2 separate regions of the Homo sapiens genome follow, and region 1 is linked to region 2. Evidence: chromatin loops called from intact Hi-C (ENCODE). Cell type or tissue: heart left ventricle. All regions are shown on one strand. Links, peaks and the distances in the headings refer to the core of each region. The heading gives the core; the rest is flanking DNA. Region 1 overlaps PCGF5 (polycomb group ring finger 5). Region 2 has its middle 47 kb from the start of LINC00502.

What was found. Hi-C counts contacts between places; a loop is a spot of excess contacts. Peaks named below come from ENCODE experiments on the same cell type or tissue, not always from the same donor. Only the 100,000 strongest peaks of a DNase experiment are listed, where the experiment ranks them.
Region 1: it touches region 2 in a loop (2.3-fold over the local background); 13 of 110 quality-filtered maps call a loop at or near these places.

What each region holds. Positions count from the first base shown.
Region 1 is chr10:91,231,224-91,239,223 of GRCh38, forward strand. All of the region lies in intron 2 of PCGF5 (polycomb group ring finger 5), which reads left to right. Among named protein-coding and RNA genes, the nearest start is that of PCGF5, 15 kb to the left of the region's middle. In heart left ventricle, for the core only: no CTCF peak of the experiment used is centred there; no DNase peak of the experiment used is centred there.
Region 2 is chr10:91,083,831-91,101,586 of GRCh38, forward strand. No RefSeq gene overlaps it. Among named protein-coding and RNA genes, the nearest start is that of LINC00502, 47 kb to the left of the region's middle. In heart left ventricle, for the core only: CTCF peaks have their summits at 5,105 (motif pointing right) and 7,533; no DNase peak of the experiment used is centred there; H3K27ac peaks cover 3,575 bases.

The DNA of each region.
Region 1 (8,000 bases), core at 1-8,000, 140 kb after region 2:
TTACTAAGCACTTTGTCTTCCAGATACAATTCTGGGCACTTGAGACTCATCAAACAACCTAGTAGGCAATAAACAAATGATAGTGTGTATTATATTAGGTGATAAATACTGTAGAAAAGGGGAAAGTCAAGCTGAGTAAAGGAAATTGGCCAGTGAGGTGTTACAATTTTAAGTAAACTTGTGTTGAGGATAGGCCTCATTAAGAGTGACTTTTGAACAAAGACCAGGTAAAGGAGTTAGCCAGATATCTGAGGGGAGAGGTGTTTCAGGTAGAGGGAATGGCAAGATTAAAGACTCTAAAGCAGGAGTGTGACTGAGTTGTTGAGAAATGACCTGAGGCCCATGTGGCTGGACAGCAGTGAGTGAAGGAGTGTTAGAGGTGATGGGGTTGGGCATGGCCGCAGGCACGTGGCGCAGTTCTTGTAGAGCCATCTTAAGGATTTTGCTTTTACTCTGAGAGAAATGAAGATCCGTTTCAGGCAGGGTTTTGAGTAGAAGAATTATATGATCTGATTTATGTTTAAAGGAATCACTCAGACTACTATGTCGAAAGCAGACCTGTTAGAAGGCCATTGCAGTAATCCAGGCAGGAGATGGTAATGGCTTGCATCAAGGTGGTGGTAAAAAGTGATCAGAATCTTGATAGGTTTTGAAGGTAAATTCATATTTGCTAATGAATTGTATGTGGGTCATGAAAAGAAAACGGAATGTAAGTTATAACATATTCAAATGGAGATGTCCATTTGGGAGTTGGACTTATGACTCCTGGAATGATCAGCATATGCATCATTATTTAAACAATGAAAGTTTGAAGGGAGGACCAAGGACTGAGCCCTGAGGTACCACTAAAAGGAGAAATCAGTGAGATAGGAGGACAATGGGAATAGTAGGTCCTGGAAGGCAAAGTAAACACATAGTGTTGAGGAGGTGGGATCAACTGTGTTAAGTGGGTTGAGTAAGATGGGGTTGAGAATAGATTCCTAGATTTAGCAATGCATAGGTCATGGTGGTCTTTTCAAGAGCAGTTTCAATGAAGTGGTAGGAGCAAAAGTCTGGATAATGTCAGCAGTTGGAAATTTTTTTATTTTCTGGTTTTGAATATTGTACTATGAATACATAAGTATTTAATCTTAATAAAGTAAAGAAAAGGTGAAAAAAGAATGGGAAGAGAGGAGTTAAAGAGAATAAGTGCCACTATGTCAAGGAGTTTTACTGCAAAAGAAAGCAAATAAATAGCTAATAAGGGAAGTAGGGTCAACAGAAGTGGTTTTAGGGGGTTCTTTTTGAGCTGGGGAAATATGTTTAAATGTCATTAAGAATCTTCAGTAGATGGCAAAAGATGTAAGTGAAAAGGGACAATTACTTGATCAGTGTTCTTAGGTCATGGTGACAGGATCTGGCATATAGGGCAGAGGATGGCTTTAGATAGGTACATGAAGTTCTGGAAATAGGCAAGAACACAAAGTATAGATGCTAGTAGGTGAATAGGTGTGGTGGTAAAAGTTCTCTTTGTTTCAGTTATTTTATTGCCTTTTGTTTTCAGTAAAATAGAGGTCCTCAGTGGAGAGTGAGGATGGAGGAGGATATGTTGGGGGTTTGAAGAGAGAGGAGAAGGTGTGAAATACTAGCAAGAAGCGTAATGGACTTGGGGCATTGAGTATGACAGCCTGGCAGATGAAGGATTCACTTGAGGTTCATGGTCATGAATTTAAGGTGAGAGACCAGTCAGCATGGTTGCATGTTTTTCTTCCACAAAGTTCCACTGTAATCTTGTAGAGGCAGAGTACATAGAGAGTTAGATAGAGTTAGCCAGGATTAGAGTTTAGTTGAGCAAGTATGACCAAAGAAGAGAGGGGAAGGGGAGTCGAAGTACAAAAGAGTGACACTATCAAGGGTATGTGTGAGGAATTGATTATTTTGATTGATCATGGAATTTATATTGGTAAGACGGGGAATGGGGCCATCCCAGTCTTACCACTGAGCTACCAGCCTCTATGACCTAGGGGTCCCACTCGACTCTACAAGCCAGCCTACAGAAGTAGGGTAACCTTTTCTGCCTTCCTAGACCTTTCAAGGTCTGCTGGCTTGCTCAGTCTAAGATCCCCAGACCATGCTTAAACCCCCAGACTCTTTCCTAACCCTGTTCAAGCAAGGTGTGCTTCGCTGCCTGTTGCTTTGTCTTAGCAAAAAATAAAAATAAAAAAAAATAAAGTGTTGTACTCGGTAGAAGAAAATGCTGTCCTTAGGGTTCTCTGTGAAATTGCAACTCGTGTAGGCCTTTGAAAGAAAGAAACGTGCCAATATACGGCACATTATGTAATATATATACACATATACATACATAAGAGAATAATTAGTTCATTATACAAATAAAACAAGAAGATGCATGGAAGCGAATTACAGCTATTCTGGATTTTTTAAATTAGTGTTAGTTTCACGTGTAAGAATAGGTATCAAAAGCAGGAAACTGATGCCTCTTCTCTTTGAACATGACCACAGTTTACTTATAAACTGTTAGCAGATAAGAGTTTTCAAGACAAAAATGTATATAAAATGAGCATTATCAAGAAATGTGTATGAAGATTGTGAACTGCTTAAGGAAGGAAGAAAAAATATGCATCTAAGTTGACAGATAAAACCAACACACCTAAAAGATTTTAACAAAGGAAGTCAGCCTTTGGTCAGTTTTAATAAACAGAGCATTACTAATCAATGAAGACACTTAAAGACATGAGAGAAAAGATTATTATTGTTTTATCATCAGTGATAGCAGAATTAGCACTCAAGAGCAGAAATTTGTATATTTTGACATCAAAGCTGGGAAGCTCACTCTCTGTGATACATAAGAGACCTGGGTGGACCACACATACATCTAAGATAGCAACAACAAATGACCTTGTACCTTTTGTGTAGACACCCTCAAGAACTTGAAAATAGGAAATAGGATAGCTCTATAATAGTTCAACTATGAAATCAACATGTAATAGTGCATCAGAGAGGGTATATGCAAAGGAATTGGGAAGCGGCAAAACAAAATAGCTTCTAGACCAGTGGGACTGTACTGGAATGTAAACATATGTTTATTTTTAACATAAATTAAACATAAAGTGAAGGAAAGAATGCATAATAGAAAAGCATTGGTCAATCTTGGACACACACCTCACCCTACCCCAGTAAAAGAAGTGTACTGCATTCAAAGATAGGCTCTTCCTATTCAGGTGAAGAAATGTGTCTTAAATTTCATACTTGAGTTGCAAGACTATCACTAGGGTAGAAATGGCTAGGGTAGAAATGGCGGCAGGGAATTAATACCAGTGAATGATACACATTTCAAGTTCCATCGGCATGATATCTGTTATTTATGATTAGTGCATCAAACTAATCATAGTCTGATATTATTCAGTATTGTGATGCTGATTCTCCTTATCATTTTATGCTCATCCAGTGATCTAATTTATGGTAAAGCTCACATTTATTGAATACTTACAAGTTACCAGACACTGTAAACCAGTAAACTTTACATATATTATCTCCTTTAAGCCTCACAAGAACCCTGTGAGATAGGTACCTTTGTTATCTTCCTTGTACACAGAAACACAAAGTAGTTTGCCTAATGGCAGTACTGGGATTCAGATCTAGGCAGTCTGCCTCAACATTATCTGGAACAACTATGCTATACTACCTTGGTTTTTCATGTATATCTGCATTATAGGGAGAGTACATTGATCACAAATTCTTTAATTATTTTTTGTCCTGTCATAATGGTTTCTTAATGGTGATAATAAAGTGACTTCTGATGATGGTTTAGCAGAGAGCCAAATCCTGGAATGGGCACCCTAACGATGGTACTAGTCAGTAAGATTTTTGTGACTACCTCCTACTCTCCCTTGGCCAATGTTTCCGAGTCATCTTTTGGCTGCATCAGTGAGAGGGTTTTGTAGAGTTATAGTCCTGGTGCGAATCTCCTAGATATTCTGAATTAATTGGTCTGGGATGGAGCCTGTGAGTCAATTCTTTAAAAATTCTAATTAGTGATCATGATGCCCATTTAAATTTTAGAACCACTGCTTTAGATGATGCAGTGGCCATTTTTCTATTAATTTGTCCAACAACCTGGTTCAAATCTAACAAATGGTAAAAGTAGGGAATTCACTTAGTAAACATTAGGCAAAAGTTTAATGATGTTTGTGATGAGGTAAGTATAAAGGGCCAGGTGTGCTGGTTAATCCCAGTACTTTGAGAGGCTGAGGCAGGAGGATCGCTTTAATGTGGGAGTTTGAGACCAGCCTGGGCAATATGGGAAGATCCTGTCTCTACAAAAATTTTAAAAATTAGCCGGGCATGGTGGCCGATATGGTTTGGCTGTGTCCCCACCCAAATCTCAAATTGAATTGTAACTCCCACAATTTCCATGTGTTGTGGGAGGAACCCAGTGGGAGGTAATTGAATCATGGGGGCGGGTCTTTCTCACGCTGTTTTCTCAATAGTGAATAAGTCTCACGAGATCTGGTGGTTTTAAAAAGAGGAGTTCCCTTGCACAAACTCTCTTTTTGCCTGCTGTCATTCACGTAAGATGTGACTTGCTCCTCCTTGCCTTCTACCTTGATTGTGAGGCCTCCCCAGCCATTTGGAACTGTAAGTCCAATAAACCTCTTTCTTTTGTGAATTGCACAGTCTCAGGTATGTCTTTATCAGCAGCGTGAAAACAGACTAATACAGTGGCCCATGCCTGTAGTCCAAACTACTCAGGAGGCTGAGGCAGGAGGATCACTTGAGCCCAGGAGTTTGAGGTTGCAGTGAACCATGATCATGCCACTGCCCTCCAGCCTGGATGACCAGAGTAAGACCCTGTCTTAAACAAAGAAATAATAATAAATTAAAAAAATATGATATGAATTTTTGATTTTGATGCCAGGGACCAAATGTTACTAATTCTGAGATGCATTGCATAGTGGTTTGGATTTTAGGCCTGGAGCTGCGCAGCCCAGGGATGGATACCATCTTTGCTGCACAGCTGTGCAGCTGTGAGCAGCCTAGTCAGGCTCTCCAGCACTACATTCCTCACTTGCCCAGGGAGGATAGTAACTGTCCATACTATAATCCATACAGAGTCCTGAGGCCAAGCCTGATATTTGGTTAGTGCTCATTAAATATTAGCTAAGTTGTTACTTAAGTGTTTTCCCACCTGAGGACATCTTTGGTGAGCCTAACTCCCTTTCTGACCCAGGTGCTTCTTATGGCTATAGAATCTGTGTGGAGTAGCTGTTGAGAATGAAGACTCTACTTGGTCTGTATACATAGTCTTAACCTTAGACTAGGACCTTTTTAACATCATTCTTGGACCAATTGGGTTAACCACTACAGCAGTTGAGCAGTTAGAGAGTTTGGCATGAAATCTTTAAGATATTTTTAAAATGTGCTGTACTGCTAGTATGGACTTCAAATTATAAACTAAGAATTAGAAGTGAGTTTTGTAGTGATGAGAAGTTTTTTAAGCATCTATGGGAAACCAAATCCTCATTTTACTTTTTCCAGTTTCACCGAGCTTCAAGCCTGGATTTCCTCAGGTTCTAATTTATGTAAGGTTGTGCTTTAACAGTTTTTAAAAGCCATGTGGGAGATGTATCTTCTAGAGATTTTTTTAAAGGAACAAATAAGCTACTGAAAAGGGCTCTATACAGTTTAAAAGGAGATCTAATTGTACAAGTAGACATATTTAAGGCTCCTAAAATAAGGAGTAAGACATTCTTTTTCTATATATCGTAGATCTATGTAAATAAAGTGTGAAGAAAATGTATCACACATACATTGGTTAACAAAATGGATTCAAATATTGGTTTTAACCACTAACTAGCTTCATAATTTTAGACAACTTGCTCAAATTCTCTACTCATTTTTTTATCTATAAGAGGCCAAATGCTATCTAATTAATAGGAATGTAGTAAAGATTAGATTATTAAATTGTATTGAATTAAATATATGTTGATTAGGACATACATGGACATAGTATGTTGGATACATGTGCATATTTAAGATAATGCCTGGTACGTAAACCCATTAAGTGTTAACTATGATAATAACAGTATATCATCCAAACGAAAAACAAAGCAAGTCAGAATATTACATTGTTCAGCATCTTAAAGTTGTCTTTTACTAAAACTATCTGAAAAAAAATTGTCAGGAAAGACAGTTTTTGGTATTAGTCTCTGAAAAAATGCTTTCAAAAATTCACATCAACGCTGGGCGCAGTGGCTCACGCCTGTAATTCCAGCACTTTGGGAGGCCGAAGTGGGCAGATTACTTGAGGCCAGGAGTTGGAGACCAGCCTGGCTAACATGGCGAAACCCCGTCTCTACTAAAAATACAAATAATTAGCCAGGCATGGTGATGGGCACCTGTAATCCCAGCTACTAGGGAGGCTGAGGCAGGAGAATCACTTGAACCTGGGAGGCAGAGGTTGCAGTGAGCCGAGATCGCGCCACTGCACTCTAGCCTAGGCGACAGAGTGAGAATCCATCTAAAAAAAAAAAAAATTGCATCAGAAAACCTGAATTTATGTCTTTTTGCTGCCATTCACCAGAATAGGCAGGTGACTGGGCCTATTGAAACCTCTTTTTTACCAGCAAAAGTGGAATAAGATACTGCATCTCAGTTGTTGGTGTGAAAATAAACTCACCTCTTGATAGGAGGGATTCTGTCTCCATCTAGAATAGCACCCTTTGGTAGAGATAAAATGTGAGCCATGTGTATAATTTAAAATTTTCTAGTAGCCACACTAAAAAAGAAACAAGTAAAATTAATTTTAATAATACATTTAACCCAATATCTCTAAAATATTTTCATTTCAAAATGTAATTAATATAAAATTATTGAGATTACCTGTTCAGGTTATGTCTGAAGTCTAGTGTGTATTTTATACTTACATTACATCTGAACTTAAACTAGCCACATTTCAAATGCTTAGTAGCCACATGTGGCTAGTGACTTCTCTATTGGCAGTCCAGATCTAGAATATAGATTAGTATTCCCCATCACTGTTCTTGGGTACTGGTGCTGCTTTGACTTTAAGCAATTAGCATAACTTTACTCTTTAATGTATGCACCTTTGGATGCTTGAGCCCTACAACTCTTTCATGAGCAGCCTAGCTTAGTATAGCTTCTGGGAAGATAGGGTCCTACCCTTAGCCTTTTGGCTGATCCAGGTGAGGACTTGTTCTGGGCATGTCACATACCTCTCTATTTGGTCAAGCCTGGTAGACAACCAAGGATTGCCAACCCGTTGAGTACAATAAACCTTTTGAACTACAAAGATCAGAGCTCCATGTCAGGATCAGGCTTTTAAAATCCCTCCACTCTCATTTCTTTCTTTCTTTCTTTCTTTTTTTTTTTTTTTTTTTTTTTTTTTTTTGCCTCTTTCCCAAATTTCAGAGACTTATCTATCATCCCTGGGAAAAGAGCAAATACCAGCAATGTTCTGAAGGAATTCAGCTTCTCTGTCTTCTACTTCAACTTGGCATAATAAGGCAGTCCTCTCTTCCCAAAGATTATTTTGACTTGAGAAGACATTTAGAAACCCTTTTGGGGACAAGAAATTTGGGAAGAAGGCAAAGTATTCAATTGTACATAATAGCTCTAGGCCAAGCTTTTATATCTAAGCTTTTTCTTTTTTTAAGGTTTTCTGATACTGTCTTTTACCCACATTTTGTGAGAATTGTCATGAAGGCAGTGTTATCCTAATAGCTGTGTGTAATGGTGAAAAGAGAGAGTATGGGATTCAGGTACATTCATCCAACAAAACTGCTCAAATGTCACCAACTTAGGGGTCGCTAAGGGGTCCTATCCTGATCACTTTATTTAAAATAGCTGCCGGCTCCCAGCACCCTGTCTCTATCTTATTTTTGGGGGGCGGAGGGGGAGGCAGGTAAAAATACCACTTATCACTAACTAAAATTGTTTGTTTGCCTTCCTAAATAAAGTATAAGCTCCATAAGAATTTGGGC
Region 2 (17,756 bases), core at 3,884-11,883:
ACCATGCCCGGCTAATTTTTGTATTTTTAGTAGACATGGGATTTTGCCATGTTGGCCAGGCTGGTCTTGAACTCCTGACCTCAAGTGATCCTCCATTCTCGGCCTACCAGAGTGCTGGGATTACAGGGATGAGCCACCGCACCCAGCCAAAAGTCTTGATTTCGTATTAGTAAGTATTAGTTTAAAAAGGGGCCAGCAATAGAAAAGTGGATAAAGTTTACTTATGTAAATATATATTTTATTTTTCTGTTTGTTTTTATTTGTACAAACTCATGAGGTTTATGTGCAATTTTGTCACCTGCATAGATTGTGTACATGGTCAAGTCAGGGCTTTTAGATTATCCATCACCCAAGTAACGTAAATTGTACCAACTAATTTCTCACCCATCTTTCTCCCACCTCCTCAACCTTCCAAGTCTCCATTGTCTATCACTCCACTCTCTAGATCCATGTGTACACATTTTTTACCACCCATTTATGAGTGAGAACATGTGATATTTGACTTCCTATGCCTGGCTTGTTTCACTTAAGATAATGGCCTCCAGTTTCATCTATGTTGTTGCAAAAGATGTAATTTCATTCTTTTTTGTAGCTGAATGGTATTTAATTGTACAGACATACGACATTTTCTTTATCCAATCTTCTGCTGATGGACACTTAGGTTGATTCCATATCTTTGCTGTTGTAAATAGTGCTGCAATAAACATACCAGTGTGGGTATCTTTTTGATGTATTGTTTTCTTTCCCTTTGGGTAGATACCTAGTAGTGGGATTGCCGGATTGAAACAAATGGTAGTTTAATTTTTAGTTCTTTGAGAAATCTCCATACTGTTTGTCATAGAGGTTGTACTGTTTGAAAATAATTTGTATTATTTTCGTCCTTTTAATAATAGTCATTCTGATTCGGGCAAGATGATATCCCACTGTGGTTTTGATTTGCATTTCTCTGATGATTACTGATGTTGAGCAATTTTTCTGTTGATCATTTGTCCTGTTTTGAAAAATGTCTATTAGTGTCCTTTGCTCACTTTTTAATGTTATTCTTTGTTTTTGTTGTTATTAAGTTGCTTGAGTTCCTTGTCTAGATATTAGTTCCCTGTTGTATGAATACTTTGCAAATATTTTCTCCCATTCTATAGGCCGTCTGGTCACTCTTCTATTTCTTTTGTGGTGCAGAAGCTTTTTAGTTTAAATAAGTACCACTTGTCTATTTTTTGGTTTTTTGCCTGTGCTTTTGAGGTCTTGGTCAGAAATTCTTTGCCTAGACCAATGTCCATAAAAGTTTTCCCTAGGTTTTCTTCTAGTATTTCGGTTTTGGTTGTTGTTATTTTCAGTTTGTTTTTGTTTTAGTTTAGAGGCAGTGTGGAGTGCAATGGCAGAATCATAGCTTGTTGCAGCCTCAAACTCCAGGGCTCAAGCAGTCCTCCTGCCTCAGCCTCCTGAGTAGCTGGGACTACAGTCACATGCCACCATGCCTGGCTAATTTTTTTTATTATTATTTTTTGTAGAGTCAGGGTCTCACTGTGTAGCCCAGACTGGTCTTGAACTCCTGCCCTCAAGTGATCCTCTTGGTGCAGGCTCCCAAAGTGCTAGGATTGCAGGTGTGAGCCACTGTACCATGCCTCTTCTAGTATTTTTATAGTTTCAGGTCTTATATTTAAGTCTTTAATCAATCTTGCATTGATTTTTGTACATAGTGAGAGTTAGGGTTCAGTTTCATTTTTCTTCATATGGCAATCTAATTTTTCCAGCACCATTCATTGAAAAGGGTGTTCTTTCCACAGTGTATGTTCTTGTCAATTTTATCAAAGATCAGTTGGCTAAAAAAAAATGGCATTATTTTGAGTTTTCTTTTCTATTTCATTGATCTATGTGTCTATTTTTATGCCAGCACCATACTCTTTTGGTTCCTGTAGCCTTGTAATATAGTTTGAACTTGTAATGTGGTAACTTTAGCTTTGTTCTTTTTGCTTAGGATTGCTTTGGCTATTCTGGCTCTTTTTTTTGGATCCATATGAATTTTAGGATTTTTTTTCTAATTCTGTGGAAAACGACATTGATATTTTGTTTTATTCTGTTCTGTTCTGTTTTGTTTTGTTTTAGATGGAGTCTCACACTGCTGCGCAGGCTGAATTGTGAGTGGCACGATCTCAGCTCACAGCAACCTCCACCTCCCAGGTTCACATGATTCTCCTGCATCAGCCTCCCGAGTAGCTGGGATTACAAGCGACCACTGCCACACTTGGCTAATTTTTGTATTTTTAGTAGAGACAGGGTTTTGCCACATTGGCCAGGCTGGTCTCAGATGATTGACAGTTATTATCTGAAGGGATGCTGAATTTTATCAAATACTTTTTCTGTGTCTATTGAGATAATCATATAGGTTTTGTCCTTGATTCTGTTTGTGTTTATGTATCGTATTTATTGATTTACATATGTTGAATCTTCCTTGCATCCCTGATATAAATCCCACTTGTTAATGGTGTATTATCTTTTTATTGTGTTGTTGGATTTGGTTTGCTAGTATTTAGTTGAGGATTTTTGTGCCTATGCTCATCAGGGATATTGGCCTGTAGTTTTCTATTTTTGTTGTGTCATTTTCTTGTTTTGGTATCAGAGAGATACTGGCCTCAGAATGAGTTACAGTAGAATCCCTTCTCCTCAATTATTTGGAATAGTTTCAGTAGGTTGGTACTAGTTATTCTTTATACATTTGGTAGACTTTAACTGTGAGTTCAGATAGCCCTGGGCTTTTCTTTGTTGGGAGGATTTTGTTTTCATTTTAATATTGATTCAGTCTTGCTGCTTGTTATTGATCTGTTCAGGTTTTCTGTTTCTTCCTGGTTCAATCTTGGGAGGTTGTATGTTTCTAGGAATGTGGCCATTTCCTCTAGGTTTTCTAGTTTATAAGTGTATAGTTGTTCATAATAGTATCTGTTGATTTTTTTATATTTTTTTAGTATTAGTTTTAATGTCTCCGCTATCATTTCTGATTTTGTTTATTTGGGTCTTCTCCTTTTCTTGGTTAGTCTAGTTGGTGGTTTATGATTTTATCTTTTGGAAGAACCAACTTTTCATATCATTGATCCTTTGTATTTTTAGTCTCTATTTCATTTGGTTCTGCTCTGATCTTTGTTATTTCTTTTCTTCTGCTAATATGAGTTTGATTTGCCCTTAATTCCTTGAGGTACATGATTAGATTGTTAATTTATAATCTTTCCACTTTATTAACGTAGGCATTTAATGCTACAAACTCCCTTCCTCGCACAGTTTCTGCCATATCCTACAGGTTTTGTTATGTTGTACTTCCATTTTCATTTGCTTCCAAATGTTTTCATCTCTGTTTTAATGTATTCATTGAATACAGTGGTCATTCAAGAGCATGCTGTTTAATTTCTATGTATTTATATAGTTTCTGAAGTTTCTCTAACTTTATTCTACTGTGATCTGAGAAGATGCTTGATATGATTTCAATTTTTAAAAATTTGTTGAGACTTGTTTTGTGGCCTAACATATGTTCTATCTTGGAGAATGTTTCATGTTCTGATGAAAAGAATGTATATTCTGCAGCTGTTAGGTAGAATGTTCTATAATTTGGACTTATATTTTTAAATTCCCTAATGAAATTTTTTTTTTTTTTACATTTTCTGGTCTCTTTCTATAACACCTTTAATATAATAGTTGTTATACTTTATTGAAACCTTACTTATTCTTTCAAATGCTTTTCCTTCTATATATTCCCTGTTTTTTTCATTTAGCCATCCTCAGACACCAGATACTCAATTTAAATTTCACCATCACTGGCTTCCCTGATAACCCTTTAAAGACAAGTCTAGGCTTGAACAGTAATTTCAGGTCTACTACCTGCTACCCAAGGAGACCATGGAGCTTGAACTCAGGTCTCTTTAACACCTAAACCTGGGTTCTTCTCATTTCTCCACTCTCTCTTCCAATCAGCGGGTCTGTTGGATGTATCACAAATATGTGCCTCATGTCCTAATATTACTTTTTAGTGGGCATGAATAATTTATTCTATCTCCCTTTCATGTGGAGCTGTATACATGTGAAACTTATACCTGTGGAGCTGCACTCTTCTTCAAGACAGATTACAGGCACTTCAAAGAGGTGAAGACATTCACAATTCCAGCCAGGGGTGGATCTAGGCTGCTTACATCTTGAGTGGCATTTACCATGACATTCAAGGCCTTCATTCACCCCTCCCCTGAAGGTTCCAGCTGCACAATGCTGATGTGCTAACTGGTGCCCTTCTAAGTTCGTGTCTTCCAGTGTTAATGGAAAATAGTAACATGTTTTTACCTTATTTTTGTTCTACTTTGAACACAGAGAAATCCCTAAGCCCTTCTGTTTATAGGACCCCTTTTAGGTTTCCATATTTGTAGTTTTGTCCAGAACCAAAGTCAGCCTGGATTTATATTTGAAATTTCCTTAAATGTAGAGAAGAGGAAGAGGAAGGAAAAGGCTGTTGTTGTGGAATGCCTATGCACTGAGAACAGCAAAAGAACCATTTTTGGTTTTGCCCAAATTAGCATTGCTAGATAAATTGGGAGCCTTATATCTTTCCAGTTGCCAGGAGAGCATGCCAGCTAATTTTAGCCCGTTGTGTAAATATAACCAGCACTGGTATGCACTGGCCTTTAAGATTCACAAGGGTCAATGATGTCCTGCAACAGCCAGAGGAGTGCCTACACTCGCCCAATATTGACTGAACTTCCTGGGTCCTTAGTTTCCTGTGTCTCCCAGACATATTAATTTTCCTTGGAAGTGACCTTGGAGATCCCTTGGCCTGACCCCCTGCCCGGGGCATGGCCTTTTCCATGTCTTTGGACAGAAAATTGCCACAGCAAAGTAGCAACATTCTGCAGCCCTTAAGGCAGGTGCAGCCTCGTTTTCTCTCAACAGTGTAACTCTCAGGCAGAAGAGCTAAGAATAAAGTTTTAGAAGGAAATACTGAGTATGATCCTATTTTGTCTTCCTAAAAAATGCTTTTTTTTTTTTTTACTCAACTCCTGAAACACCCTGTTCCCCAATGAATATGCTATAGCTAAATGTAATTGTTTTCTAATCTAATTGCCAGAAGAGGTCACAATAGAGCTTATACAACCAACTCTCTGAATCCTATCTGCTCTACAACTAGCAGGGGCAGATGATAGTCTCTGGGAGGTGAATACGACTGAAGCAGAGGAAAATCACAAAGGAGGAAGCCGCTCCAGCTCCCACCGAGAGATCAGGCTTTAAGTTGTACTGTCCCTCAGTATCCTTATCTGCTAAATTGAAGTGTTTATATATTGTTCCTACCTCTCAGAGATTTTATGGAGTTTAAATGAGTTAATGCATGCCAAACTGTTAGAAGAGCTCTTGGAAAATGATAAATGCTTAATACATGTTGGTATAGTTTGGACGTTTGTCCCCTCCAAATATTATGTTGAAATGTAATCCCAAATGTTGGAGGTGGGGCCTGGTGGGAGGTATTTGGATCATGGGGGTGGACCCCTCACGAATGGTTTTGTGCCTTCCCCATGGTAATAAGTGACTTCTCGCTCTGTTAGTTCATGTGAGAACTGGTTATTTAAAGAGCCTGGCACCTCCCGTCCCCACCCCACTACCTCCTGGCTCCCCCTCTCACCATGTGGTGTGCCAGCTCTGTTTCCCCTTCTGCTATGATTGTAAACTTCCTGAGGCCATCACCAGAAGCCAAGCAGATGCCGGCGCTATGCTTCCTATATAGCCTGCAGAACCATGAGCCAGTTAAACCTCTTTTCTTTATAAATTACTCAGTCTCGGATATTCCTTTATAATGATGCAAACACAGCCTAATACAAATGTTGGCCATTGTTTTATTATTGTTATATGGATTGAAATCACAATTCCCATTTACTAGATGGAGGACCTAAGGCTAGATTTCCTCATCTGCAAAATGGGCATAAGGAAAAGTCCTGCCTCATAAAGTTGCTGTTAGGATCAAATGAATTGAAAGGTATAAAGCTCCTGGCTTTTGCCTGGTCCTTGTGTGTGCCCAGAGTGTGGCAGTTCCTCTTGTTATTTCTTCAGGTGCTTAAGAATCTCTTCACTCGGCAATCACATCTGCTTGCAAACCACTCAGATTGTTCCAAAGACAATTTCAGAGTGGCTAAAGACATTGAGCAGGAGATGTGTACTGTTCATTTTCAGTATTTTTTCTTGATGGCTACAGAGAGTAAAGTAATGATAAATACAAAATGGCTACAAAATATGTAAAGACATAAAATATGTTAAAATAACCATGAAATAGGGTTCAAGAGAGAAAAGGAACATTTCCTTTGTCTTGTTTCTGGGTTTTGCTTTGAGGGTTTCATCTTGTTTGTTTGGGTTTTATTTGTTTTTATCTTAGAGTTAATCACAAGGGTGAGAGTGTGATAGAGTGATTAGCCAAAGTAGACTAGCTATGCTGCTATTCTACCCAAAGACCCTCGGCAGACATACATAATAACAGAGACAAGTAAAATTGGAGTATTATTTCTCTATAGATGACATGTCCCTAAGAAAGCCCTGCTGGGCTAATAAACACTATGGGATAATCCCCCATGTTCTTCTCATTCATTTAAGTATGTGTCATGGTATTTCTTTTCAGAAGCCAATTGATCCTGCTCTATTTTTGCTTAGACTAATATTAAAATTAGTTTGCATTTCCTAAGGTAGCCAAGCAATTGGAGTAAGATAGTGACATGGAGAGGGAGTTAGCTCAGACTGTTAAAAGTGGCAGCAGAACAGCTAAAAGCAAATAACCTAAAAACAGAAATCAGGAGGAAATTCCTTCTTTAAGGTGGAATATTGCTAGATTATTTTCTTTTCATGAAAGAAGCACTTCTTTTAGGTAAACCATTGCTTGTATTAAAAACTCCCAGTTTTTCCTCATTTGTTTCTAAAGACTTAATTCTAATGATAAAGTTACAATGTGTGGTCCTCAGCAAACACTTCTCACTGTAGATCTTTCCACTCTCCCCATGACTCTCAGGGGAGTTGCAGTCAAACTATGCTATTGTATAATAACGGGCTGTGACAAACAAGTAGGGAGAAATTGCTCCTGTCTAACCTCAAACCTCCATATGAAAAGGTTGCATGTTTATGGAGCTAGTGAAAGGAGCACAGGCCCAGAAATCAGACATACTTTGAGTTTAAAACCCTGTTCTCTAAACCACAAGTTATGTGACCTAGGAAGAATTTCTTAACTCCTCAGAACTTTTTAACAAGAACTGTTGTCCTACTTTGCATTGCTTGCTTTTAGCTCAGTAAAAGTTAGTGCTTTGCATGCATGATTCTTTTTAAGCTTTATGACACCTCTGTGAGGTTGGCATTATTATTAGTCACGTTTTATAGATGAGAAAACCAAAGCTACTGATTCAAAAGTCATGCCTTGCTACCGTAAGCCTTCTATAGTGCTACTAATGAATGCTGCACACGGCTTGAATGGCCCTCATGAGAGGATACTGACATGCATGGAGATTTGGTTCACAGATACTCTAAACAGACTGCACCGGTATTTGCCACTAGTGGGAGCAGACAGCAGAAGATGAATTTAGTGTCCCTGCATTTGTCCTCCTCTCAGCCCATCTGTCTCTCTCCCTTTTCCCCACTCTATGTTGATAACAATTTTTCTGACCTGCAGGTAATTTAGCTGACTAGAGTGGCTATTCTTTTTTTTTTTTTTTTAGACGGAGTCTCACTCTGTCACCCAGGCTGGAGTGCAGTGGCACAATCTTGGCTCACTGAAACCTCCACCTCCGGCTTAAAGCAATTCTCCTGCCTCAGCCTCCTGAGTAGCTGGAATTACAGGCACATGCCACCACACCCGGCTAATTTTTGTATTTTTAGTAGAGATGGGGCTTCAACATATAGGCGAGGCTGGTCTTGAACTCCTGATCTCGTGATCCACCCGCTTTGGCCTCCCAAAGTGCTGGGATTAAAGTAGTAAGATATCCACCTCATTTCTTCTGTTAATAGAACTTCTCCCTCACACCCCACAAAGGCACATATGTACATATACACACACATGCATACACACATCCATACACACACAACTTCTCACCATTAATACCCTGTCACGGCCACAGAGGTGGACACATGACTTTTCTTTGCTGTGATACTAAATTTGGCCTGCTGAAAACCCAAAGTCCAACAACCTGAAATAGGCTTGTTTGTAGCAGGAAATTAAAAGATCAACAAAAAAGAAGCAGAGACCAGCAGAAATGAGAGATGCACAGAAGGCAACTCGTGTGAGCCAACCAATAGCACCTCCTAAGGAAAAGGCCAACAAGTACCTGTTTCTGATATCTCTGGTGTATCTGGGCCCAGGCTTCCCTTTCCAATATCCTGATTGTTCATCTCTTTTTTTTTTCAATTCTGAGAGCTTCTCAGTATCCTTCCCAGCTACCTGAACCCATCTGAGAAGGCAAACGTGAGTTGGGTCTCTTTATGAGTCCATGCTTGCATTGCTATAAAACAAATACCTGAGACTGGGTAATTTACAAAGAAAAGAGGTTTAATAGGCTCATGGTTCTGCAGGCTATACAGGATGTGTGGTGGCTTCTGCTTCTGGGGAGGCCTCAGGGAAGTTTTACTCATAGTGGAAGGCAAAGCAGGAGCAAGCATCTTACATGTCTAGAGTAGGAGGAAGAGGGGTGGGGGAAGTGCTATACACTTTTGAACAACCAGATCTCATGGGAACTCTATCATGAGAACAGCACCAAAGGGATGGTGCCAAACCATTCATTCAGGATCCATTCCCATGATCCAACTACTTCCCACCAAGTCCCACCTCCATCACTGGGGATTACAATTCAACATGAGATTTGCGTGGGGACACAGATCCAAACCATATCATTCTGTCCCTGACCCTTCCCAAATCTCATGTCCTCCCATTGCAAAATACAATCATCCCTTCTCAACAGTCTCCAAAGTCTTAGCTCATTTCAGCATTAACTCAAAAGTCCAGTCTCATCTGAGACAATGCAAGTCTCTTCTGCCTATGAGCCTATAAAATCAAAAGCAAGTTAGTTACTTCCAAGATACAATGGATGTATAGGCATTGGGTAAATACTTGTTCCAAAAGGGAGAAATCAGCCAAAAGAAAGGGCTACAGGCCCCATGCAAATCTAAAACCCAGTAGTGCAGTCATTGAATCTTAAAGCTCCAAAATAATCTCCTTTGTCTCCATGTCCCACATCCAGGGCACAATGATGCAAGAAATGGGCTCCCAAGGCCTTGGGCAGCTCCAAACCTGTGGTTTTGCAGGGTTGGGCTCCCAAGGCTGCTTTCATGGGCTGGCATTGAATCCCTGTAGTTTTTCCTGGTGCACAGTGCAAACCATCAATGGCTCTACAATTTCAGAGTCTGGAGGATGGTGGCCCTCTTCTCACAGCTCCACTAGGCAGTGCCTCAGTGGGAGCTCCAACCCTACGTTTTCCCTCTGCACTGCCCTAGTAGAAGTTTTCCATGCAGGCTCCACCCCTTCAACAGGCTTCTGCCTGGATATCCACGCTTTTCCATACATCCTCTGAAATCTAGATAGAGGCTACCAAGCCTCAGCTCTTGCATGCTGTGCACTTGCTGGCTTAATGCCACATGGAAATTGCAAAGGCTTATGCTTGCACCTCTGCAGCAGTGGCCCAAGCTGTACCTGGACCCTTTTGAACCACATCTGGAGCTGGAGCAGCTGGGATGCAGGGAGCAGTGTCCCAAGGCTGCACAGGGTATTGGGCCCCTGGGCCTAGCCCAAGAAACCATTCTTTGTTCCTAGGCCTTCAGGCCTGTGATGGGCTGGGAGGGGCTGCCACAAAGGTCTCTGAAATGCCTTTGAGAACTTTTCCCCATTGTCTTGGCTATCATTATTTGCCTTCCTTTTAGTTATACAGACTTCTGCAGCTGGCTTGAATTGCTTCCCTGGAAATGGACTTTTTTTTCTATCACATGGCCAGGCTTCAAACTTTCCAAACTTTTATATTCTGCTTCTTCCTTAAATATAGTTTCTGTTTTATGCCATTTCTTTGCTCATGCATATGAGCATAGGCTGTTAGAAGCAACCAGGCAACATCTTGAACACTGCCACTTAGAAATTTCTTCTGCCAGATACCCTAAATCATCACTCTCAAGGACAAACTTCCATAGATCTCTTGGGCACGGGAACAATGTTGCCAGGTTCTTTGCTAAGGCATAACAAACATGACCTTAGCTCCAGTTCCCAGTTAATTCCTCATCTCCATCTGAAACCCTCTCAGCCTGGCCTTCATTGTCCATATCACTACCACCATTTTGGTCACAACAATTTAACGAGTCTCTAGGAAGTTCCAAATTTTCCCTCATCTTCCTGTCTTCTGAGCCCTCCACACTCTTCCAACTTCTGCTTGTTACCCAGTTCCAAAGTTGCTTCACATTTTCAGATATCTTTATAGAAATGCCCCATTCTTTGGTACCAATTTTTGGTATTAGTCCATTCTTGCATTGCTATAAAAAAATACCTGAGACTGAGTAATTTATAAAGAAAAAGGGTTTAATTCACTCACAGTTCAGCAGGCTGTACAGGAAGCATGGCAGTTTCTGCTTCTGGGGAGGACTCAGGGAGATTTACTCATGACAGAAGGCAAAGCAGGAGCAGCCATATTACATGGCCAGAGAAGGAGGAAGAAAGAGAGGGGTATTTGCCACACTCTTTTAAACAACCAGATCTCATAAAAACTTTGTCACAAAAACAGCACCAAAGAGATGCTGCCAAACTGTTCATGAAGGATTCAACCCCATGATCAAATCACTTCCCATCAGGACCCACCTCCACCATTTGGGTGGGATTACAATTCAACATGAGATTTAAGTGGGGATACAGATTCAAACCATATCAGTCTCTGCTGTTTGCAACCAAAAATGTTCCAATTTAGCATACTTAAGTTTAACATCAGAAAGTTGAGGAGAATGAGAATCCTAAAGGTAAATACACTTTTCATTTTTCTGAGGATGACCCAACACTCATTCATTCAACACTCTTACTGAATACCTGTTACATGTCAGGCACTGTGCTGAGAGTATGCAATCCAAGGATGAATAAAATATGGTTCCTGCTCCCAGTCTAGAAGACGAAGACAGACACTGATAAAAATGCAATAAAAGGTCACCAGTGTTTTGATAAAGGTCATAGGAAACTGTAGGTACAGGAAAAAATAGTAGTCAATTATTTCTGGAAGGTTCAGGGAAGTCTTCAGAGAGGTGATAATCCTTTGTTGACATTTGAATGGTAAGTGTTATCTAGGACTTTGCTATTCAAAATGTGGTTTGTGAGCCAGCAGCATCAGCATTACCTGTTAGAAATACAGAATAGGGGCCCCACTCCAGATGTAATGAATCAGCATCTGAATTAAAAAAAATTTTCAGGTGGTTGGTACCACATTAAAGTTTGAGAAGTGCTGATCCAGACAACAAGAAGGGTAGAAGAAGAGTAATTTCAGACAGAGGGACGAGTTTGAACAAAGGCTGGCAGACCTGATAGAGCATGATGTATTCATGAGATTGTAAGTCACAGCAGAAGATGTGAGGGAAGATACAGCACAAATTATAGCAAGTCCAGACCACAGAGAGCCTTGTAATCCATGCAGAAAGGACTGGACTTTATCCGACCAGTAATGGGGAACCAGTAAAGTGAAAGTGTGATGTAATCAGAGTGTATATTTAAAAGTAGAGTAAAACTTTTCTGGCAAGCAGAGTAATAAGATGAAGTTTGGACATGATCCCGGATAAAAGGGAGATTTGAGGGGAAAGAATAACATGATTTGATTGATTTGATTTGATGCAATTTATTTTAATGTTTCAAAGCTAAATGCCTGACAACAGTGTGGAAGATGGATTGGAGAGAGGGCAATACCAAAGGCAGGGAGACCAAGTGACATAGTCGTATACTGGTAAGAGATGATGAAGATGAAAACTACAAAAGTGTAACAGGAGTGGAGAGGAAGAGATGGCTATCAGAGTGAAAATGGGACAGAATCTGCAGACCTTATTCAAAAGCTGGAAGCTGCATATGGCAGCTAAGTGGGGCAAGGAAATCTGGAATATATGATAGAAGAGACAAAATGGAAGAGTCCATAGTGGAACAAAAGAGAGCAAGTTCTGTTCAGGGTCTGCTGAGTTGAATCCCCTGTAGGACATATATATGGAGGTAAGCAAATATGGACACATTAGCAATAAGCACTGACCTCACATCCAAGGTCTCTCTTGAAATTCCTCAACTAGAAACTAGTTTGTTTACTAGAAACCATTTAGCTAATTTTAAAAAGAATTAACTCTGATGAATAATTCAATGACTGTGAACTCAGACCATACAACCTAGAGTTGATCTTCCACCCGTTACCTGATGTATCAGTCCATTCTCATACTGCTAATAAAGACATAACCAAGACTGGGTAATTTATAAAGGAAAGATGTTTAATTGACTCACAGTTCAGCATAGCTAGGGAGACCTCAGGAAACTAACAATCATGACAGAAGGAGAAGCAAACAAGTACTTCTTCACATGGTGGCAGGAAGAAGTTCAGAGTGAAGGCAGGGGAAAGCCCCTTATAAAACTATCAGATTTCATGAGAACTCACTCACTATCATGAGAACAGCATGGAGGTAACCACACCCATGATTAAATTACCACCCACCAGTTCCCTCCGTTGACACGTGGGGATTATGAGAACTATAATTCAAGATGAGGTTTGGGTGGGGACACAGTCAAACGATATGATTCCACCCCAGCCCCTCCCAATCTCATGTCCTCACATTTCAAAACATAATCATGCTTTTTTCAACAGTCCCCCAAAGACTTAACTCATTCCAGCATTAACTCAAAAGTTCAAGTCCAGTCTCATCTGAGACAAGGCAAGTCCCTTCCGCCTATATGCCTGTAAAATCAAAAGCAAGTTAGTTACTTCCTAGATACAATGGGGCTACAGGCATTGGGTAAATACACTCATTTCAAATGGAAGAAATTGGCGGAAACAAAGCTACAGGCCCCATTCAAGTCCAGAATCCAACAGAGCAGTAGTTAAATCTTAAAGCTCTGAAATAATCTCCTTTTACTCTATGACTTACATCCAAGTCATGCCAATGTAAGAGGTAGGCTCCCACGACGTTGGGCAGCTCTGATCCTGTGGCTTTGCAGAGTACGGCCCCATCCTGGCTGCTTTCACAGGCTGGCATTGAGTGTCCGCACCTTTTCCAGGTGCACAGTACAAGCTGTCAGTGGATCTACCATTCTGGGGTCTGGAGGACAATAGCCCTCTTCTCACAGCTCCACAAGGTAGTGCCCCAGTGGGGACTCTGTGTGGGGGCTCCAACTCGACCTTTCCTTTCCGCACTGCCCTAGCAGAGGTTATGCATGAGAGCTCCGCCCCTATACCACACCTCTGCCTGGACATCCAGGCTTTCCCATACATCCTCTGAAATCTAGGCAGAGGTTCCTAAACCTCAATTCTGTCTTCTATATACCTGCAGGACCAACACCACATGGAAGCTGCCAAGGCTTGGGGCTTGCACCCTCTGAAGCCATGGCACAGCCTGTATCTTGGCCCCTTTTAGTCACTGCTGGAGCAGCTGGAATGCAGGGCACCAAGTCCCAAGGCTGCACACAGCAGGGGGGGCCTGCAACCAGCCCAGGAAACCATTTTTTCCTTCTAGGCCTCTGGGCCTGTGATGGGAAGGACTTTTGTGAAGGTTTCTGACATGCCCTGGAGACATTTTCCCCATTATCTTGGTGATTTAACATTTGGCTCCTTGTTACTTATACAAATTTCTGCAGTCTGCTTGAATTTCTCTGCAGAAAATGAGTTTTTATTTTCTACTGCCTGGTCAGGCTGCCAATTTTCCAAACTTTTATGCTCTATCACTTCTTGAATGCTTTGCTGCTCAGAAATTTCATCCGCCAGATACCCTAAATCATCTCTCTCAAGTTCAAAGTTCCACAGATCTCTAGCGTAGAGGCAAAGTGCCACCAGTCTCTTTGCATAGCAAAAGTGACCTTTACTCCAGTTTCCAACAAGTTCCTCATCTCCATCTGAGACCATCTCTGCCTGGACTTTACTGTCCATATCACTATCAGCATTTTAGTCAAAGCCATTCAACAAGTCTTTAGGAAGTTCCAAACTTTCCCAAATCTTCCTGTCTTCTGAGACCTCCAAGTCTCTAGGAAATTCTAAACTTTCCCACATTTTCCTATCTTCTTCTGAGCCCTCCAAGTCTCTAGGAAATTCTAAACTTTCCCACATTTTCCTATCTTCTTCTGAGCCCTCCAAACTGTTCCAACCTCTGCCTGTTACCCAGTTCCAAAGTCACTTCCACATTTTCGGGTATCTTTACAGCAGCACCCCACTCCTGGTACCAATTTACTATATTAGCTCATTCTGATGCTGCTAATAAAGACATACCTAATACTGGGCAATTTATAAAGAAAAGAAGTTTAATGGACTCATAGTTCAGCATGGCTGGGGAGGCCTCAGGAAACTTACAATCACAGCAGAAGGGGAAACAAATATGTCCTCCTTCACATGGCGGGAGCAGAAAGAAATAGAGTGAAGTTGGGGAAAAGCCCCTTATAAAACCATCAGATCTCATGAGAACTCACTCACTATCATGAGAACGGCATGGAGGTAACTGCCCCCATGATTCAATTATCTCCCACCAGGTCCCTCCAACAATACGTGGGGATTACGGGAAGTACAATTCAAGATGAGATTTGGATGGGGACACAGCCAAACCATATCACCTGTGTTTATTGTACACTCAGCAGGAAAGCCCATTGAAGAGTCAGCAGAACTCAGAGTGTGATTCTGGGGACACAACAAGAGGACTTCTCTCTGTTCTCCCTAAATGCCCACTGCTCCTTGAAGCCCTAATTACAGTTCACTTTAAGAAGTAACAATGGACACCTGCCATAAGCCAAGCCCTGTTAGGCACTGGGGATATGACAATAAACAAGAAAATTCTCAGCCTCATTGGGCTTACATCTAGCAAGGGAGACAACAGTTAAACTGAAAATAAATGTGGCAGATGCAGTTCTGCCTTCAAGAAAGTACTTGCTGCCCAGCTATCAAGAGTGTGGCTAGCTGACAGCCCCCAGTACTTAGCACTTTTGGGTCTACCCTGGCTTTCAAGCCAAGACCACACTATTCTTACAGTGACTCCTAGACAATGGCTGGGCAAAGCAGTGGTATCTAAGAGCATGTACATCTTGGAGTGACCCCCAGCTAGAGTTGCCAGATTTAGCAAATAAAAACACAGAGCACCCAGTTAAATTTGCATTGCAGATAAACAATGAATGTTTTTTACTATAATTGTGTCCCAAATATGGCATGAGAAAGACATACTTTAAAAAAAACTCATTGTTGGCTGGGTGCAGTGGCTCACACCTGTAATCCAAGCACATTGGGAGGCTGAGGCAGGTGGATCACTTGAGCCCAGGAGTTCAAGACCAGCCTGGACAACATGGTGAAACCCCATTTCTACAAAAAAAATTTTAGCTGGGTGTAGTGGAGTACTCCTGTAGTCTCAGATACTTGGGAGGCTGAGGCAGGAGGATTACGGAGGATTACTTGAGCTTGGGGCAGAGGTTGCAGTGAGCTGAGAACTGCACTGCACCCAACTTGCAACAGTTGGTACCAAGAAAGGTTTGAGAAATGATGTGGTAAGATAAAGACTTGGGAACTAGATCACTCACCACTTCGCTGGTTTTAAGGACATCATGCCTGGTGGTAGGTAGTGTACAGACAGCCCATGGCATGAGATGGAGGTCCAGTTATTTAAAAGGTTCACCAATGGTAGACCAGGATGGCATGTAGGAAAAGAGGAATGCATTGTTTCAAGCATTAGAATGTAGGGGAATCTCTATGTACGAAAATAATAGAATTTGCTGATTATTACTAAGTTACATTGATGCCCTACTGGAGGATAAAGAAAAGCTGAGAATACTTAAGAAACCACTGAAACTAAGTGTGCAAAGAGTTTCTACAAAGAATCTATGACTGTGAGTGAGCAGCAAAAGCTGAAGATGAAACACAGGATTTAATAGAGCTACTGAATTTCAAAGACATTTGAATGCTCAACAAAAGCAGGGCTGTTAGACCAAAGTCAGGGCCCCAGTTGGCAACAGCTGGGACTCTAACACATGGGACTGAAACATTCCTAGATTCCTCTGAACCTTCTGAACCTGTAGGGGTGGCTCACCCTTCTCAATTAAGAGCTAGCACATTCCTTGTGTAAAAAGATGATACAAGGGGCTTTCCCCTAAAAGGCAACAGGTGGCTCCCTCCTCCACTCCTGGACATCAGCACACATCACAACACATCTGAACCAGGAATATGCTGGGCCTGATAAGGAGTAAAGTGACCATGGCACAAATGAGCTGCAAGATGGCATCAGAGTGAGCCATCAGGGATCAGGGTGCTTGATCAAGATGGCTGCAACATAAGTCTGGATAAAGGAGAGTTGCTTTTTGTTTTTGTTTTTTTTTACTTGGGGTCACTTTGTTGAGATACAGGATTTAACACCCCAGGAAATGATGCAAACTTGCTTCTGCGAACTTGCTGCTAGGGTACCTCCTAGAAGCCTAGAGAAAGTGGTGGCCCCCACTGAGAGATTGAAATGCCTGCTTGCCATGGAAGACATAGGGGAAGTGGTTAAAAGGCTCGGGGAGGTAGGATTGCAGGAATGGGTGTATTAGGAGAGGCCAGAAAGCCAATCAGAGGACACACCATTTACCAAGGCCATCAGGAATGTGGGGCCAGGGCTGACAATAGAAGAGTCTGTCACAGAACTTGGCTTTCTGATGACAGTGGGGCTCTTGGGTGCTCCCAAAGCAATTTGACACCAGGTGGTGGTACTTAACTGCCAGAAGCCAGGAGATTGTAATTATCATAAAAAACAATAAGAACAGAGTGGCAGTCAAGAGGGCCTAACCTATAGATGGAGACGGTGAATAGAACTTAGCATTCTTAGGGACAAACTAGACAGCCAGCAAGAGTGCTGTTTGTCATATGTTTGACATATATTACATACATGTTATATATGTAATCAGAAGAGAGGAAGAATGGGTTAGCAGGAGGCTGAGGGCAATTGCCTCAATAAAAAGTAATAATAACTTTGCCAAATTTCCAGGCCTGAGCTGATTTTCAGATTCAAAACCTGTTGGCTAGGTCTGCAAGGAGACTAGGTGACCAGGTGACTAGGTCTGCAAGGGGAAGAACCCTACAATACCTTGGCAAGTGCACACTGTGATGATTCCCAGTGTCCTTCTCCAAAGGAACCTATTGCCATTGACTTGATTGACTTTACACTGAGAAAAGAAAAATAGCCAAACCTTCCAACAGCTGTTGGAGGCAGGGTCTGAATCATCATTGATACGTAAAGACCTGAAGCATGATCATGGGCTCCTGTGAGAAGCGGAGGACATGGATGTTAGGCAATAAATAGATTCCTGGCCAAAGAATGGTTTATAGTGAGTCCACTGGTCCATGGGCCCATACAGGGGTCATTTTTCCTGTCCAAAAATGTATTATTGGTATTATTATACTTGGCAGTTGATGTAACTCCCTCACTAGGTCCTTGGCTTTTAGACAAGAGTTGTCATAATGGAGAAGGCCAAGTGTAGGGCTCAGAAATTGCTGGCTACGATAAGTAAATCAAAAACAGTATTACACCCTGGGGGAATAGTAGAGATTAAAGAGGCAAGGATGCAGGGATGG